Linked DNA regions of Homo sapiens: region 1 is linked to region 2. A link is an interaction called in ENCODE POLR2A ChIA-PET data of the cell type or tissue named here. Cell type or tissue: PC-9. All regions are shown on one strand. Links, peaks and the distances in the headings refer to the core of each region. The heading gives the core; the rest is flanking DNA.

Region 1 (6,285 bases), core at 935-4,934, 210 kb after region 2:
CGCACCCTCCCAGCCGTGGCTTCTCATCTATATCTGATGGGTCAAGGAGGGTGGGCGGGGAGCACCCAGCTTCTCCCCAAGCCCAGGCTCCTTCCTCAGCCCCACAGGGGAGCACTGAGCCCCCCACCAGGTAAGTGCCCCCTCCTCACAGTCGTGTGGTTGCTCCCTGCCTGAGGAACACTCCAGGTGGCAGCCATTAGTCTCAGATTTAGCGGCCTCCTGAGAGGCGGGATGACAGTGGACGATGACGACTCTGAGTCTGTTCTGGGGTTGGAAGGACACACACTGAAGGGCTTGTAACTCCACTCTGAAAGCAGAGTCCCCCGCAATTGTCTCCTAAATTATCTCAGTGATGCTGGGATGAAGAAGTATCCCAAACCACAACACGCAAGCTACCCCACAAAAGACAGAAGAAGGGCTGCAGACTCTGCCCTGTGGAGAAGGTGGTGGGGCTGGGGAGAGGGCGGCTCCCTGGGGCCTGCCCAAGTTTATCCCCTGAATAAACAGGAGGCCACAGCAGACCGGATGGGCTGGTGTCGGGAGACTGGCTGGCCTCCGTGCTCAGTCACAGATGCCTCCTTTGTGCCTCCCCTGCCAGGGCTGGGCTGGGCAAAGGAAAACCAAAGGTGCCCGGCCTCTGGACACGGAGCCACTGTTCCACCCACTTAGGGGAAAACCACGGCCCAGCAACAGCTCTGTGGCTGCAGCCCAGGAGGGCTGAAGGAGCTTCTGTGTTCACGTAGAAACTGGAGAGGCCAGTGCAGTGGGGAGGCAGGCTGCTCATGGGGTGCCCTAAAAAAGAAACCTTTCTTCCAGGCCAGGTCCCCTGTGGTCCCCACTGGATCACAAGGCCACATTCATGGGGTGAAGCCCCCTAGTGCCCCACCAGCCCAGGTTTCAGCCCCAGCTCTGCTATTACTACCTGTAGCTCGTCTAGTCTCTTAGCCTTGGTTTCTTATGTGACCAACAGAGTTAATAGTACACACGAGGCCAGGCACGGTGGCTCACACCTATAATCCCAGCACTTTGGGAGCCCGAGGTGGGTGGATCCCTTGAGGTTAGGAGTTTGAGACCAGCCTGGCCAACATGGTGAAATCCCGTCTCTACTAAAAATACAAACATTAGCTGGGCGTGATGGCACGTGCCTGTAATCCCAGCTACTTGGGAGGCTGAGGCAGGAGAATCACTTGAACCCAGGAGGCAGACATTGCAGTGAGCCAAGATTGCACCACTGCACTCCAGCCTGGGTGACAGAGGAGGACACCGTATCAAAAAAAAAAAAAAAAAAAAAAAAAAAAAAGTTCAGTCGATTCTCATTATTTGCAGTAGTTATGCTCTATGAAGTCACTACAAACACAGAATCGTGAATACTGAACCATTGCCCCTAGGGGAAATACTGGTTCAATTCCTGTGAGCCTCTGATCACAACATTTTCATCAAACGATCAATGCATAACCTTGTTTTAAGCATGTCTCTGTTTAAAGACACTATATTTAATACATATTGTTGATTCATTAACATTGAACTCACTGTAGCTCATGCCTGGGCAAAGCTTATCTAACACTCAGTCGTTATTTTCTCCACAAGGCACGTCCCAGCCTTCTTGCATTTAGGAACACTAGACAGCCTTTGGGGGCCATTTCAAATAGCAAAATCGCCAAAAAAAAAAAAAACCACACAAAAATGCAGAAAACGTGGCACTAACTAGACCGTGAAGAGGACACTTGTTTACAGTATGAGAGCTGAAACAAGAAGGCCGCTTGTCGCCTTGTTTGACCTCAGCTGGGAACATGCACGTTGGGCAACTCACATCTTCACCACCGTGAGAATGTTTGCAAATGATCACAAAGGCTCTGCGAGTATTGATTTTGGTGTTACAAATGAATTTCAGCAAGCAGGCAAATTTGCAAATACAGAATGTGCAAGTAATAAGGACCAACTGTATCTGTGTCACAGGGGTTTTGAGGGATGGCTTGTTAAATGAAAGAATGCACGACGAATGCTTAAGCGTAGCAACAGCTCACATCTTTTTACTGTAACTAGTATTATTTGCTGAACCTACCACGTCTTGACAGCTTAGAATGTCTTTCTTTGTGCTTTTTCCAGTGAATGAAGCCCAGAGTCAGGTTTGAAGCGCACCAGTGCCCTTTGCAGCTGGGAGACTTGCAGGTTAAGCTGACTCTCCTCTCTTCTTGTCTTCTCATCTCCAGCACTGCTTCCCACCACTCACTCACAGCCAGTGACCATGCCCAGTGACCTCCCCACCAGCTCTACACACCAACCTGCACAGGTGCCTCTACTCTGCCTTCTTCTTGATACAAAGCATTATTCACAGATGGACCCTTCCATGTGGGCCCTGGACCCCATCCCCTTCAAGGTTTTGCTCCTGCCCTCCCCTTCTGAATCATCCATTTCTCCTTCTCTATGAGTTCCTCTCCTCACCACATTATGCCCCTGGCTTTAAACGTTCCTTCAAGTTCCTCCCTGAACACCACAGCGGTTGAAATGAACTAACTAGAGTGTCACGGGTCCTCATCTTACCTTAACAATCCTCATAGCACCTGGTGAGGTGAATCTCTGTTTTTTTTTTGTTTTTTGTTTTGTTTTGTTTTGTTTTGTTTTGTTTTTTGAGACAGTGTTTCGCTCTGTCGTGCCCAGGCTAGAGTGCAGTGGTGCAATCTTGGCTCACTGCAACCTCCACCTCCCGGGTTCAAGCTATTCTCCTGCCTTAGCCTCCCAAGTAGATGGGATTACAGGCACCGGATCTCTCCTTTAAACACTTTCTCTCTTTTTTTTTTTTTTTTGAGATGGAGTCTAGCTCTGTCCCCCAGGCTGGAGTGCAGTGGCGCAATCTCAGCTTACTGAAGCCTCTGTCTCCCAGGTTCAAGTGAATCTCCTGCCTCAGCCCCGAGTAGCTGGAACTACAGGCATGCACCACCACACCTGGCTAACTTGTGTATTTTCAGTAGAGATGGGTTTCATCATATTGGCCAGGCTGGTCTCAAACTCCTGACCTTAAGTGATCCACCCTCCTCGGCCTCCCAAAGTGCTGGGATTACAGGTGTGAGCCACCGCACCTGGTCCCTTTAAACCTTTCTTAGCTTGGTTCCAGGGCACCACCCCTCCAACCTCCTCAGCTCTCAAGGTTGGCATGCTCTGTGCTTCAATCCTCTTCCCTTCTCACCTAGCCTGAGACTTTAAATTCCACCAGTGCTGATGTCCCCACCCCACATTGTTGCCACCCAGCCTAGACCTCTTCCTGGAGCTCCGAACTAAATGCATCCAATTGCCTGTGAGGAAGTTGACTGGGGAATGTCTTAGGGCTTGGCCTGTGAGGGCACAAGGGATGCAGGATGGGCAGAGGGAGAAGTGGATTGCATTGCAGCTGCAATGAGCCTCAGCTGATCCCCGGGGCATCTGGAGCCAAGATAGTCCTTCAAAGTTGCCCAGAAAGAGGCAAGGGGGCAAAATCATTGTGTCCCCACCTGGACCAGCCTTCAGATGAGGGCTGCCCCAGGATGGGTCTGTCATCTTGGGCAAGGCAGCCCCTTTGGCTCCTGGGGACGGTCTGCAGCAGCCAACACTTCTGGCAGGTGGCCTTGGACCTCAAGGGGATGTGGATGCATACCACAGTGTGCAGACGACTTCAACTGACTATCCAGTGGGCAGCTCAAATTAACATGCTTACCACCCAAATGTCAAGTTTCCCTCCATGCCCGCTGAGCAAATCGCACCAACCTCCATGCAGGAGCTCAGGTGAGGACCATGGAATAGCCCTGGATGGCTCTTTCCTCCACCTACATCAGCAGTCCTGGCAGCCTGGCCGAGCTGACCGCCTCCTTCTCACCTTCTTTTCCCTGGACAAATGCAACCACCTAACTCTTCCCGATTCCAGTGCTGTCTTCCTCCAGGTGCTGCAGGGGCTCTTTTTTGAGACAGAGTCTCACTCTGTCGCCCAGGCTGAAGCGCAGTGGCGTGATCTCAGCTCATGCAGCCTCTAACACCTGGGCTGCAGTGATGCTCCCATCTCAGCCTCCGAGTAGCTAGGACTACAGGAACATGCCACCATGCCCAGCTAATTTTTTTTTTTTTTTTGGTAGAGACTGGGTCTTGCTTTGTTGTCCAGGCTGGTCTTGAACTCCTGGCCTCAAGCAATCCACCTGCCTCAGCCTCCCAAAGTGCTGGGATTATAAGCGTGAGCCACTGTGACTGGCCAGGGATATTTTTAAAACATCAGGCAGGTCTTGTCATTTCCCAGCTAAAAGCCCTTGCCTGGCCTCTTGTGCAGACTCCTTGCTTGTGCTCTCAGAACCTCTGCCCGGGTCCTCCTTCCATTCCATTCCACCTTCCCATCACTCAGCCACCAAACAGCCAAGCTCTTTCCCACTCCCCCACCTCACGTGCCTCCATCCCTCACTTCTTTTTTCTTTTTTGTTTTTTTGAGACGAGTCTTGCTCTGTTGCTCAGGCTGGAGTGTAGTGGCATAATCTCGGCTCACTGCAACCTCCACCTCCCAGGTTCAAGCGATTCTCCTGCCTCAGCCTCCTGAGTAGCTGGGTCTACAGGTGCCTGCCACCACGCCCAGCTAATTTTCGTATTTTTAGTAGAGATGGGGTTTCACCATGTTGGCCAGGCTGGTCTCGAACTCCTGACCTCAAGAGATCCACCCTCCTCAGCCTCCCAAAGTACTGGGATTACGGGCATGAACCACCATGCCTGGCCTCCATCCCTCACTTCTGTCTGGCTCGGCTCACGTCACCTCCTGCATGAGGCCCTCTTCCTAGAGAAAAACCCCCACCATGGCCATCCCTGTCTTCCCTTCTGCTTCGCCTTCTTGATGCACTTTCTCTATCAGCATGGGCGCTACTGACTTATTTCCGTGTTCATGGTCTTGCTTCTCCCCTCAGACCGCAATTCTTTGAGAGAAGGGACCATGTCTTCCTGTGCGCAGGTGTATCCCTGGTGTGCGGCTGGGATTCATCCTGGGCCGGTTGTGAGGACCAGGGATGGTGAGCGCTGGGGCCGCCTGTGGCCGTGTCTCTGAATGAAGCCTTTATGATGAGAGCCATGACTCAGCGCGTAAGGCCCAGCTTGGCTGCCAGCTCCCTGCGGCTGGCCCCGACCCCCAGGGCAGAACCAGCCACTCTCTCCCCAGGTTCCCTGCGCTGGGTATGGGGGGAGCACTCATCACGCGGCACTGCACAGTGGTTCTTTATGAGCCCAGGGCGGTGCTCAGCCAAGGTCTGGGGACCTGACCTCAGGTGGGCAGCCCCTTTCCTGTTCTGTGACTCTGCATTTTTTTTTTTTTTTGAGACAGACTTTTGCTCTTTTTGCCCAGGCTGGAGTGCAATGGCACGATCTCAGCTCACTGCAACCTCCGCCTCCCGGGTTCAAGCTATTCTCCTGCCTCAGCCTTCCGAGTAGCTGGGATTACAGGCACTCGCCACCACGCCCGGCTAATTTTTTGTATTTTTAGTAGAGATGGGGTTTCACTATGTTGGCCGGGATGGTCTCAATCTCTTGACCTTGTGATCCACCCACCTCTGCCTCCCAAAGTGCTGGGATTACAGGCGTGAGCCACTGCGCCCGGCCCCGTGACTCTGCATTTGAGGGCTTCAGCCAGGGCGCCTCCCCACCTGAAAAGGCTCCCTGTTTCAGACACACATCCAGGCCCAGCCTGCAAGGCTCATCGCCAACTTGAGCGTCAGGCTCTCCCACTGGGCAGCAGCAGGGTGGGGGCCTTTCATCCTCACATTAGCACCGAGAGCTCGGGAGCTGCTTCTGTGCACACCCAGACTGTCCCCCAGCACCTCTAGCCTGCTCACAGCTGGGCACACGGCCACCTCTCTCCCCTTCAGCAGCCCTGACTTTGCAGCTGGGCTCCGCCACTTCCCAGCTGGGTGACCTGCTTGACAGCTGAGCCTGTTATCTGTGAAATGGGGATAGGAATAGTATCTCTCTCACGAGGTTGTTGGGGGCTTGGCTGGGGTAACATGTCTAAAGCAGTTAGTTCCTGTGACCTCAGTATGTGTGCATTTCTATGAGTGCTCCGGCACTGATATGTGACCAAATATTATAATCCTGGACACTTAAAAAACTCCCATTTCCAGCTGGGCGCAGTGGCTCACGTCTGTAATCCCAGCACTTTAGAAGGCTGAGGCAGGAGGATCACCTGAGGCCATGAGTTTGAGACCAGCCTTGACAACACAGTAAGATCTTATCTCTACAAAAAAAAAAAAAAAATTAGCTGGGCATGGTGGTGTGTGCCTGTGGTCCCAGGTACAC
Region 2 (6,285 bases), core at 875-4,874:
TATAAACAAACCTACTCCACTGCCAGTCATATGAGTATAACATGTACAGGCTGGGCATGGTGGCTCACGCCTGTAATCAAAGCACTCTGGGAGGCCAAGGCGGGTGGATCACTTAAGGCCAGGAGTTTAATACCAGCCTGGGCAATGTGGTGAAACCCTGTGTCTACAAAAAATAAAAACTAGACTGGCATGGTGGCATGCTACCATGCTTCCTAAGTCCAGCTACTTGGGAAGTAGCTGCAGTGAGCCATGATCCTACCACTGCACTACAGCCTAGATGACAAAGTGACAGAGTGCAGAGTGAGACACTGTCTCAAAAAAAAAAAAATTAGGTACAGTACCTGATACTCGATAATGATAATAAACTACTATGTTACTAGTTTATGTATTTATTATGCTACTTATCATTATTTTAGAGTGTATTCTCTCTACTTATATAAAAAATGTTAACTGTAAAGACTATTTTAGATGACTAAATATACTCTGTTGGCTGGGTGCAGTGGTTCACACCTGTAATCCCAGCACTTTGGGAGGCCAAGGCAGGCAGATCACCTGAGGTCAGGAGTTCGAGACCAGCATGGCCAACATGGTGAAAACTGTCTCTACTAAAAAATGCAAAAATTAGCTGGGCATGATGGCGCGTGCTTGTAATCCCAGCTACTCGGGAGACTGAGGCACCAGAATCACTTGAACCCGGGAGGCAGAGGTTGCATTCAGCTGAGATTGCGCCACTGCACTCCAACCTGGGCAACAGAGAGACTCCATCTCAAAAATAAATAAATAAATAAATAAACTCTGTTGATGGGCCAGTAATATTGGGATGAGCAATAAAACAAAAGCATACATAAATCACTAATTATTTTTCTTCTTCATACAATTTGTTTTCTTGCCTTCTTTATTTAGAGACACAGTCTTGCTCTGTGACCCAGGTTGGAGTACAGTGGCATGATCACAGCTCACTGCAACCCTCACCCCCTCAGCTCAAGCAGTCCTCCCACCTCTGCCTCCCAAGTAGCTGGAAATACAGGCGTGCGCCACCATGCCCAGCCAAATTTTGTATTTTTTGTAGAGACAGGGTTTCATCATGTTACCCACTCTGGTCTCGAACTCCTGGACTCAAGCCATCTGCCCACCTCAGCCTCCCAAAGTGCTGGGATTATAGGCATGGGCCACCACACCTGGCCCTTCCTGCCTTATTTTTAGAAAAATCACTAATTATGGTTATGATTAATATTTTTGCATAATTTCTGTTCTATTGATAGCAGTAATCCGCTTTATCATTATTATTATTATTTTTAGAGATAGGATCTCACTGTGTTGCCTAAGCTGGAGTGCAGTGGTATGATCATAGCTCACTGCAGCCTCAAATTCCTTGGCTCAGCCTCAAATTCCTTCCACCACAGCTTCCTGAGTTGCTGGGTGGCACATGCCACCATACCTGGCTAATTTTTAAAGAAAATTTTATAGAAATGGAGTCTTTCTTTGTTGCCCAGTCTGGTCTCAAACTCCTGGTTTCAAGTGATCCTCCCACCTTGACCTCCCTAAGTAGTAATGAGCTTAAAAAAATGTATTCAAATGTATTTTCAGGTACATGTAACAAATTTTCTCATGTAACCCATAAACTTGCATGAATAAAATAAATTTTTTAAAGTATTTTCATCAGGCCGGATGTGGTGGTTCACACCTGTAATCCCAGCACTTTGGGAGGCCGAGGCAGGTGGATCATTTGAGGTCAGGAGTTTGAGACTAGCCTGGCCAACAGGGGGAAACCAGTCTCTACTAAAAATACAAAAAAAAAAAAAAAAATGAGCCAGGCGTGGTAGTGCGCACCTGTAATCCCAGCTACTCAGGAGGCTGAGGCATGAAAATCACTTGAACCCAGGAGGTGGAGGTTGCAGTGAGCCGAGATCATGCCACTGCACTCCAGCCTGGGTGACAGAGTGAGATCCTGTCTCAAAAAAAAAAAAAAAAAAAGTATTTTCATCAAATTGAGGTGAGTGTAAAAAATTAAAAATGATTTTGTTTTTTAAAAAAGTTCTTATCTTCTAAATCAAGGATCAACAAAATAAGGTCCATGGTTGTGGGCCTGTTTTTGTAAACAAGCATTTATGGAACACAGCCACATCTATTCCTTTACATACTGTCTACAGCGCTTTTTTGCTACAACACCAGATTTGAGTAGTTGTAACAGAGATCACATGTCCTGAAAAGTAAAAAATGTTTATTGTCTTTCCCTGTGAGAAAAAGTTGGTTGACCCCTGTTCCAAATTATCTATTAAAATTAAAGGTAAAATATAAATTATCATTAATATGAAACTAATAAAGTTATTTAATAAAATCATTTTTATTTTTTGATAATTTAATTAAATCTTATTAAATATTTTTATTAAAAAGCTATTGCAATTCTGCAATTCAAGGTCTGACAATGTAAAGAATTAGTATCATGCTTCATGTATATCGGGGTCCCCAGCCCCCAGGCCATGACCTGTTAGGAATGGGGTGGCACAGCAGGAGGTGAGTGGCAGAAGAGTGAGTGACGCTTCGTCTGTATTTGCAGCCACTCCCCATTGCTCACATTAGTGCATGACTCCATCTCCTGTCAGATCAGTGGTGGCACTGGATTCTCACAGGAGCTCAAACCCCCTATTGTGAACTGTGCATGTGAGGGATCTGGGTTGTGTGCTCCTTTTTTTTTTTTTTTTGAGACGGAGTTTCGCTCTTGTTGCCCAGGCTGGAGTGCAATGGCACAGTCTTGGCTCACTGCAATCTCCGCCACCCAGGTTCAAGCAATTTTCCTGCCTCAGCCTCCTGAGTAGCCGGGATTATAGGTGCTCGCCACCATGCCTGGTTAATTTTTGTATTTTTTGTAGAGACTGGGTTTCACCAGCTGGCCAGGCTGGTCTCAAACTCCTGACCTCAAGTGATCCACCTGCCTTGGCCTCCCAAAGCGCTGGGATTACAGGCATGAGCCACCGTGCCTGGCCAAGGGATCTAGGTTGTGTGCTCCTTATGAGAACCTAATGTCTGATGATCTGAGGTGGAACAGTTTCATCTGGAAACCATTTCCCACACCCTGTCCATGGAAAAATTATCTCCCACGAAATCAGCCCCTGGTGCCAAAAAGGTTGGGGACCACTGATGTATATTATGTCCAAACCTAGATATATACAAATCTAAGACTAATATGAATTATTTAAGATTGCAAAGCGTCCCTCAACCACTCTTGTGCAAGTCTTGAGAATGCCGTATTAATTTATTAATAGCTCTAGAACAACTAATAGGAACATCAAAGAAGCGAGAAAACAACTCAACGCCCCTGGAAAATGTGATCCATTGAATGCAAGGATCTGGCCCATTCCTGCTATGTGACAGGAAAGATTTTGCAAGTTATTTCATGTGTCTTTTCTTTCTTTCACTCAAGTGTTTCTGCTGCTTGCATCCTCTCTGCTCAGTGTCCAACCTTGGCATTGGCAAAACCCACAAACCTTCGTGGTATCTAAAGGTAAAGCTTTGGACAGTAACAGCGTTGAAGCAGTTCCTGGGGTCTGGACGGTGTTAGTCATGAGAGCAGCTGTTTAGGGCTGGGGCTGTGCTGTGCCAGGGCTGAGGCAGGATCCCGAGTTACAGGCAATCCAGTACTTGTTAATCAATTTATTTATTTTTGTGGGTTTGTGATATGCACGATCCACTAGAGCTCAGGGCCTAAGTGTTAAGTTTAATTCTGGTCTGGGGAGCAGCTTTCAGGACTCAGAATTTTACCTTGAAGAAGAAAATCTTTTTTCTCTGCCTTGTCCTTACCCCTGTATCTCTTCATCCCAATCCTCTTTTTCCCTCTTCTCTCTGAAGGAATGTCTTGGGGACACTTACCCCCTGCACAAGGCCAGAACTGGACCAGGATGTGGACATTACATGGAGGGAGCTTTTGACTTGATGGAAGTCAGGGGTTCTAACAAGGAGGCCACCTGACATTCAAATGGGCAGCTGGCAGAGGAGGTGGTGCCTGCCCCCAGCGGTGCTCAGTCATGGGTTCATGGTGCTAGAGAATTTCTGTGTAGGGTAATGGGTTGGTTTGGAGAAAGATTCTTTGATTCCGATCACCCTAGGGAGTCCATATCCAGTCTCTGGAATATCCTCCCTTCCAGTCTTTATCTGGATACTGAGTTATGGGTGGGGGTGAGGATGGTGGTTATGGGTGGGTTGGACTTGCAGATTAGCCAAGTGCAGACCAAAATAGCCAACCATTAACTCGGCAGGACCAGCCTCCTGAGGACTGAAGTTTCCAGGAAGGTCCTGGGTAGAATGTGACCCAGCCTCCCATCTCTGAGACATTTCCTGAGAAACCACTTGCTCTCCCAATCAAACCTGCTCCCATTATTAATAATCTGAAGCTCTTTAATAGGAGGCAGCCTGAGGCTGTGGGCAGAGAATCAGCTTCAGAGTCAAAGCGGTGGATGTAAGTTTGAGTTTTGCCATTTATTAGCTGTATGAACTTGGTCAAGGTATTTACATTGACTCAGTTTCCTTGTCTGCCAATGGAAATAGTGACACCCATATCTACCATACAAGGCTGTTGGCGGGGCGAAGGGAGGAATGGATCTGGACAGGGTTTGTCAATCAAAGGGTGTTCTTCCTTCTTCCCCAACCCCCACTGACTACCTGGCATTCGAATGCCTCTCCTATTTCAGGGGAATCCCAGAACAGATGGGAAGCAGAACCCTCTTTGAATAAGAGAACTAAATAAGGAAAGATGTTCCTCTCCTCTCCTTCCTGACACATGGGGAGTGCCAATGACCTGGACTCAACTGTGTCCAGGCTCTTACCTGGACCCTATAATCCTGAGGGAGTAACACAAAGACCCCCATGCCTTGTGGTGGGGTGGTATAAAAGGGTTCTGGGGTCCAGTGTGGGTAGTGCCGGGAATGGTAACTGTGAATATTTAATCACAGCAGCTGAATTAGGGTTACAGTTGATGTGGGTGGGTACCTTCTCAGCATTTATTTCCTCCTTCTTCTTAAAAGAACTATGATTTTATTCAGATATCCACTCTTTTCCCAAGTGGTCTGTGTGCCTCAGGGGCAGCCCATTCCACCACAGTTTTAGGGATGGACCTGGGTTGATCTAAATTTAAATAATCTCACTTCTCTTGCCAGGGATTGGTTCAGCACTCTAGATTTAAGTCAATCAGCTTAAGGAGTTCCCCTAACCACAGTCATTGGCCAGGGGTAAGAGGCTCTTTGGTCTTGAACACCTAGAATATTACCAGCACTCCAAGACGCCCCCTTATGTACCTTTTCCATTGACAACCCCCTCCCTCTTCCCAGAAATAACTACTATCCTGACTTTCAAGATAATATTTTTCTTGCTTTTCATTTGCTTATCATCTCTCCTATGTATTCACCTCTAAACAAGATACATTCATTTTGCATATTTTGACATATATATATAAAAGAAATTGAATTATTCTAAATGTATTCTTTTGTATTGTTTGTTCAAAATTATATTTGTAAGCTTCATTTATGTTGTTGCATATAGCTATAGTTTGTCGATTTCCATGGCTATATGGCATTCCATTTATGAATATGCTACAATTCATTTATCTGATTTACTATTTTTGGAGATCTGGGCTATTTCTAGTATTCTGGCTTAACAAGAAAGCTGCTAGACATTCATTGTTCATCACTTTTGGTGCAGATACACTGCATGAGTTCGTCTAAGTATGCTTCTACTTATTCAACTTTACCAGAAGGTGCTGAACTGTTAATCAAAGTGGTTGCACCAATTTATTGTTCTTATAAGCAGTGTATAAGAGTTCCTGCAGCTACACATCCTCACTAAGCACTCGGTAGTGTCAGAATTTGACTGTCCTTATGGCATGTATGTAGTAATATCTCTTTGTGGTTTCAATTTACATTTTCCTGATTATAAATGAGATTGAGCACATTTTTATGTGTTTATTAGCCATTTGGGTTTCTTCTTTTATAAAGTGCCTAGAAAGAATTTTGCCAATTTTTTTTTTGAGATGGGGTCTCACTCTGCTGCCCAGGCTGGAGTGCAGTGGCATGATCGCAGCTCACTGCAGCCTCAATCTCCTGGGTTCAGGTGATCCTCCCACTTCAGCTTCCCAGGTAGTTGGGACCACAGGCGTGCACCACCAGCCTGGCTAATTTTTATATTTTTTGTAGAGACAAGGTTTTGCCATGTTGCCCAGGCTGTCCTGGACCTTCTGGGCTCAAGTGATTTGCTTTGCCTCAGTCTTCCGAAGTGCTAGGATTACAGGTGTGCGCT

The links. Peaks named below come from ENCODE experiments on the same cell type or tissue, not always from the same donor. Only the 100,000 strongest peaks of a DNase experiment are listed, where the experiment ranks them.
Region 1: POLR2A ChIA-PET joins it to region 2 with 5 read pairs; 3 of 35 experiments call an interaction of 5 or more read pairs at or near these places.

Annotation. Positions count from the first base shown.
Region 1 is chr17:31,471,188-31,477,472 of GRCh38, reverse strand. All of the region lies in intron 3 of RAB11FIP4 (RAB11 family interacting protein 4), which reads right to left. Among named protein-coding and RNA genes, the nearest start is that of MIR4724, 61 kb to the left of the region's middle. RefSeq lists an enhancer at 330-1,146. In PC-9, for the core only: no CTCF peak of the experiment used is centred there; no DNase peak of the experiment used is centred there.
Region 2 is chr17:31,683,989-31,690,273 of GRCh38, reverse strand. No RefSeq gene overlaps it. Among named protein-coding and RNA genes, the nearest start is that of MIR365B, 110 kb to the right of the region's middle. In PC-9, for the core only: no CTCF peak of the experiment used is centred there; DNase peaks (open chromatin) are centred at 1,343 and 2,583.